Linked DNA regions of Homo sapiens: region 1 is linked to region 2. A link is an interaction called in ENCODE POLR2A ChIA-PET data of the cell type or tissue named here. Cell type or tissue: MCF 10A. All regions are shown on one strand. Each heading gives the region's core, and the rest is flanking DNA. Links, peaks and the distances in the headings are about the cores only.

Region 1 (2,902 bases), core at 303-2,802, 64 kb before region 2:
GAAAAAGTCTCTCGTTATCTAGAAGGGCAGACAAACACGCAGACTTTTAAAATACCAGATGGCAGGCCGGGCGTGATGGCTCACGCCTGTAATCCCAAGCACTTTGGGAAGCCGAGGCGGGCGGATCACGAGGTCAAGAGTTCAAGACCGGCCTGGCCAAGATGGTGAAACCCTGTGTCTACTAAAAATACAAAAGTTAGCCGGGTGTGGTAGCGGGCGCCTGTAATCCCAGCTACTCGGGAGGCTGAGGCAGGGAACTGTTTGAACCCGGGTGGCAGAGGTTGCAGTGAGCCGAGATCGCGCCACTGCACTCCGGCCTGGGCGATAGGGCGAGACTCCGTCTCAAAAAAAAAAAAAAATGACAAGTGCTAACTCAGAGGTAAGCAAAAGAGAGTACCCAGAGGCGGCAGCATCAACCCAGTGGGCTCCCGCCCACCCACAATCTTCACACAGTCACACCACTTATAGTCATAAATTTGTACTCTCCGAGGTGCGTGTATGAAACATGTTATCTGTGAGAGTCCATGGATGAAAAACAAAAACAAACAAAAATTAAAAAAAAAAAAAAAAAAGACTTAACCTGTTTTGACCAGGACAACCACCCCAGGAAGTAGGTAAGGCAGGTAAGGTCATTGTTTACATATATGAAAAGTGAGGCTCAAAATACACTGACCAGTCCAAGACAACGCGCGCCCCCACAAAGCACCTTCCCCGTCCCCATTTATGCCCAACCCATAAACCCAAAGTAGAGCCAACCTCGCACTGGCTACGTAACCCGGGCCAAGCTAAACATTATAAACCTCAGGCTCCCCATCTTTAAAGTATAACAGGTGGTTAGAAGATTAAAAAGATAAACATTTGGCAGGTCATTGTGGACGGTGTAGCTCAGAAAATGCTGACTACTGCACTACCATAACTACTGCTATTGTTAACGATAAAAGGCAAAGACTTTCCAGGACCCGACCCCTCGCTTACAAGCCTTTCGGGAACTTGCCCTATACCCCCGACCCCAGTCACCTTCAGATTTAATTCCACAGACACGCCCCCAAACAGACCCTCCCCTTTAAGGCACCCCCCCCCCCCCCGGCTCCTCCCTCTCAGGCGCCTCTCCTCACAAACCTTACCCCCATAGATTCTGCCCTTTCGGACTCGGTTATGGAGGAGGCCTTCCGCTCGCAGCGGCCTCTCCAGCACCCCTTTTAGGCCTGAGCACCCGCAGGGGTGCCCAGGCCGCACGCCAAACGCGGGCCCGCGCCGGTTACCTGGCTGCGCGCTCCCGCTCTGCCTCGCGATTCTCCGGAATCGTACCTCTTCGTGGGCTCGCGCCAGCGCTGTGAGCGCACAATTAGTTTAAACTATGGCCCCGCCCCCTCGCGCTGCCCTCTGATTGGCCTCTGTCGGCGGGGCCCGCTTAAGGACCCGGGAAAAGGAAGTTTGAGGGCCACTGGGAAAGAGAAGGGGTATCACCGCTTCCGGACCCCGGCCTGTACTTGAAGGCAAAGAGAACTACAAATCCCAGCGTCACCCGCGGCCTTGAAGCCCCGCCCCTGACAAACTGAAGGTCCCGGTAAGCATCGCGTCAGTACTTATGGCGCCTGCCGGGTTGTGGTGACGAAAGCAGTTGCCATGGAGTTGCTCTGAGTAACCCTGAGGCAGTGGGACGCCAAGACTGGAGAGGAAGCGACTGCGGGTGAGTCGGGCGGGAAAACAGGAAACCCGTTCTAGGGGACAAGAGATCTATGGAGAAGGGAGGGGCACTCACAGAACGACTAAGAACCTTCCTGCTCGGGGATCTGAGATTTCCCCCACCGACCCTCATCACCTTTCACAGCGAACAAGATACAACACTCACATGGGACAGACTGGGCGAGGGGGAGCAGAGGGAGGGATAGGCGTTGAGATATATATCCATACAGATTTGGGGATGCTTAAGAACCACCCCCAGGGCCGGGAGCGGTGGCTCACGCCTGTAATCCCAACACTGGGAGACCAAGGCGGGCGGACCACTTAAGGCCAGGAGTTCGAGACCAGCCTGAGAAACATGGCGAACCCTGTCTCTACCAAAAACATAAAAAAATTAGCCGGGCTTGGTGGCGCGCTCCAGTGGCCCCAGCTACTAGGGAGGCTGAGGTAGAAGGATCGCTTGAGCCCGGAGATTGAAGCTGCAGTGAGCCGTGATCACGCAACTACACTCCAGCCTGGGCTATAGAGCGATACCTCCATCTCAAAACAAAACAAAACGAAACAAAACAAAAACAAAACAAAACAACGAACCCCGCCCCCAACGCAAACATAAAGCTCCCAAAATCGGATGCTTCAAGTTCCAGGCATAACCTGGGAGATCAGAAACGCCCTCAGAAATGGGGTTGGTTTTCCTCTGAGGAACTGAGACCCTCTTCCAAGACATGCGGTTAGCATTAGATTGAGTAAATCGCAGTCGCTACCCTAATTCTAGAGATGTAGGAAACTTCCTGGGGCGTGAAGTGCCTCATTCCTTCTTCTTCCAAGGAGTAAAACCCCTTCTCAATCTGTCCCCAGATTCCCTTTTCTCCCCACACCTTCTCCGTGGTCCGCTACTCAAAGCTCTACAGTTAGAGCTTCATTTTTTTTAGTACTCACGACAGATCTATTACATTTAGTAACCTACCCAGTGCTTTCACAGTCTCTCTTTTGATACTCTTAACAGCTCTGTGAGTCAAGGATATTTATCTTCATTTCACAGATTGGAAAACTGAAACCCAGAGAAAAGGGACTTGCCCAAGGCCACACACCAAATTAGTGACAGAGCTAGAACTAGACTCCAGTTCTCCGACTTCCAGCTAAGTCTCTTTAGCTTCAGCCTACTGCCTCTATAGCGGAAGGACTTGTTCCAAGGAACAAGTTAAACTGCCCCAGGGAAAAG
Region 2 (2,902 bases), core at 82-2,581:
GTGTTCAGGCGTTCCTAGACACCTGCCTGCCCTTCTCCCATCAGCACTGGGGTATAAAGAAGGAAAGAGGCCTGAGGTTTCCAGAGGCCTCTACCTGCTGAGGTCTTAAGAGGACTCAACCCTCTGGGAAATACAAATAAAATCCTCAACCCTCCAAACAACTGAATGGACACCTCTTGGCCAAAGAGACCCCGGAAAAACTTTAAAATCCAAGTTTCCTGGCCGTGATGATAGGTCACTCACACCTCAGCACACCTGCTTCCTCACGAACCGTTACCAGGCTTCTTTCCCAAGAGCTAAACAGAAACCAGCCCTGAAAACCAAGAACAGGAGACTCCTTCACTGATTTCAATTTCAACCAATTCCGAGACTCCCTTCCCTTTCCTGATTTTGACATGACAGCTGATCAGCTTACAAAACATTCCTGGCTGATCAATGACTCTCAACCATGGACCAGTTCTGGCTGGTTTACAGAGGCAGCACACAAAGTGCTTTGGGTCCTGTGTTTCACATTTTGACATACAGAGCCTAATTCAACTGCATTTTAATGTCTCCACCCCGAAGTGAATATGGGACATATTTAACATGTTTTATTGGTACACATGTGTGCAACTCTCATGAATATTCATAAATCCTCTTAAAACTTATTAAATATATATGTTTAGCCAACTGATTTAGTGTAAAACCCCTGTCCCTTCAATTCCTAGCTTGTAGGTTGCAACCCATCAAAAGAAATAAAGCTCTCTTTTCCAAATGTAAAGATCTTATGATTTTAAGCCAATATAATTGAAGACAAGAGTAGGATCCATGGAGCAGCCCAGGTTCCCCCAGCCTAAGTGAATGCACAGGTGCCAGGTGGAGCCATTGACAGCTCATTTGTCTCCCTGACAGCTTTGGGAGGAAGGTGGGTAAGCTCTCCCCGATCTAAGATCTCTCACTTTTGAATTGAGATCTCGAGGACTTCATTTTTTTACCCTGATCCCCTCCATCCGGACCCTGCAAGTGCCATCTTTGTTGGTCCCAGGTTTCTAGATGGGGAGGTTGGGGGCAGTTAAGCCTGACTCATCCGGCGCATCAGCCCATCAGGTTTGGTGAGGATGCTTGCCCTCTAGTGGCACACGAAGGAATGTCTTATGCTTTTCTGGGGAATCTAGATTCTAAGGAGACAGTCCCAGACCAGCTGCCATCAGGAACATGCATGTTTCAGAATTATGAGAAAAAGTCTTGTGAATATTTTGGATCCTGGAAAAAAGCTAACCTGGAACAATATAAAGATTTATAGGCCAAAATGGAGAACTTTTGGCAGAATGTCTGACATGCCTAAATTAGTTTATTTGCATGCACAATAGGGTTCAGGACCTCTCAGAAGCAATGGGAGGTCTTTTTTTTTTTTTTTTTTTTGAGACAGAGTCTCACTCTGTCATGGGGAGTGGAGTGGAGTGGCACGAACATGGCTCACTGCAGCCTCGACCTCCCAGGCTCAATCATCCTCCCACCTCTGCCTCTCAAGTAGCTGGGATTATAGGCATGCACCACCACACCCCACTAATTTCTTTATTTTCAATTTTTAATTTTTTATAGACCATGCTGGTCTCAAATTCCTGGACTCAAGGAATCCTCCCACGGGAGACCATTTTTCAGTGTTATTATGAGAGCTCTAAACACAGTTGGGAGTCTCAGATAACCTCCTTAAATGAGACTAATTCAAAACTGAAGGAGTCTAATTCAAAACTTGACCAGCATATTCAAACCTATCTGCCACTATTGGACAGGTAGCTGAAGACACTGCAAAAAGCCTTATAGCCCAACAAATTGAATTCCCTGGCTCAAGTAGTAATAGATAATTTAATTGCTTCAGATTTTCTTTTACCCAAACAAGGAAGAGTCTGTGCAGTGGCCCATAACACCTGTTGCACTTACATCAACACTTCAGGTGAAGTAGAAACTCATATAGGGTTGGGCACAGTGGCTCACACCTATAATCCCAGCACTTTGGGAGGCTGGGGAGGGAGGATTGCTTGAGCTCAGGAGTTTGAGACCAGCCTGAGCAACATGGTGAAACCCTATCTCTACAAAAACTGCAAAAATTAACCAGGCATGGTGGCACATGCCTGTAATCCCAGCTATTTGGGAGGCTGAGGCAAGAGGATCACTTGGGCCTGGGAGGCATAGGTTGCAGTTAGCCTAGATCACGCAATTGCATTCCAAACTGATAAAGCAAGACTCTGTCTCAAAAAAAAAAAAAGAAGAAAAACTCATACAGAAAGAATTTCCAAACAAGCTAAATGATTACAAGAAATAAAACTACTGATCCTATCAATGATCTGTTCAGTTGGCTTTCTACCAAACAGAAATTCCTTTCAAGATGCTATTGAAGGCTGGGCGTGGCGGCTCATGCCTGTAATCCCAACACTCTGGGAGGCTGAGGCGGGTGGATCATCTGAGGTCAGGAGTTTGTGACCAGCTTGGCCAACATGGTGAAACCCCGTCTCTACTGAAAAATACAAAAAATTAGCTGGGTGTGGTGGCGACACCTGTAATCCCAGCTACTTGGGAGGCTGAGGCAGGAGAATCGCTTGAACCTGCTAGGCGGAGATTGCAGTGAACCGAGATCACGCCACTGCACTCCAGCCTGGGTGAGAGTGAGACTCCATCTCAAAAAAAAAAAAAAAAAAAAAAGGTGCTATTGAAGTTTTTGTTATAATTATAGTCTCCATCAAACTTTTCTTCATAACATTTAAATTACTTATAATATGGGACAGGCATGGGGGCTCAAGCCTGTAATCCCAGCACTTTGGGAGGTGGGCAGATCATTTGAGGTCAGGAGTTCAAGACCAGCTTGGCCAACATGGCGAAACACTGTCTTTACTAAAAATACAAAAATTAGCCGGGCATGGTGGCA

Evidence for each region. Peaks named below come from ENCODE experiments on the same cell type or tissue, not always from the same donor. Only the 100,000 strongest peaks of a DNase experiment are listed, where the experiment ranks them.
Region 1: POLR2A ChIA-PET joins it to region 2 with 11 read pairs; 7 of 35 experiments call an interaction of 5 or more read pairs at or near these places.

Annotation. Positions count from the first base shown.
Region 1 is chr11:72,079,196-72,082,097 of GRCh38, forward strand. NUMA1 (nuclear mitotic apparatus protein 1) reads right to left here and starts at 1,347. Exons shown (of 27, transcript NM_006185.4): 1 at 1,263-1,347. It overlaps LRTOMT (leucine rich transmembrane and O-methyltransferase domain containing), which reads left to right and starts at 1,655. Exons shown (of 9, transcript NM_001145310.4): 1 at 1,655-1,690. It overlaps LRRC51 (leucine rich repeat containing 51), which reads left to right and starts at 1,655. Exons shown (of 6, transcript NM_145309.6): 1 at 1,655-1,690. RefSeq lists enhancers at 758-1,713, 1,433-1,702, 1,714-2,668. In MCF 10A, for the core only: no CTCF peak of the experiment used is centred there; a DNase peak (open chromatin) is centred at 1,506.
Region 2 is chr11:72,143,085-72,145,986 of GRCh38, forward strand. No RefSeq gene overlaps it. Among named protein-coding and RNA genes, the nearest start is that of FOLR3, 8.8 kb to the left of the region's middle. In MCF 10A, for the core only: a CTCF peak has its summit at 1,126 (motif pointing left); a DNase peak (open chromatin) is centred at 1,097.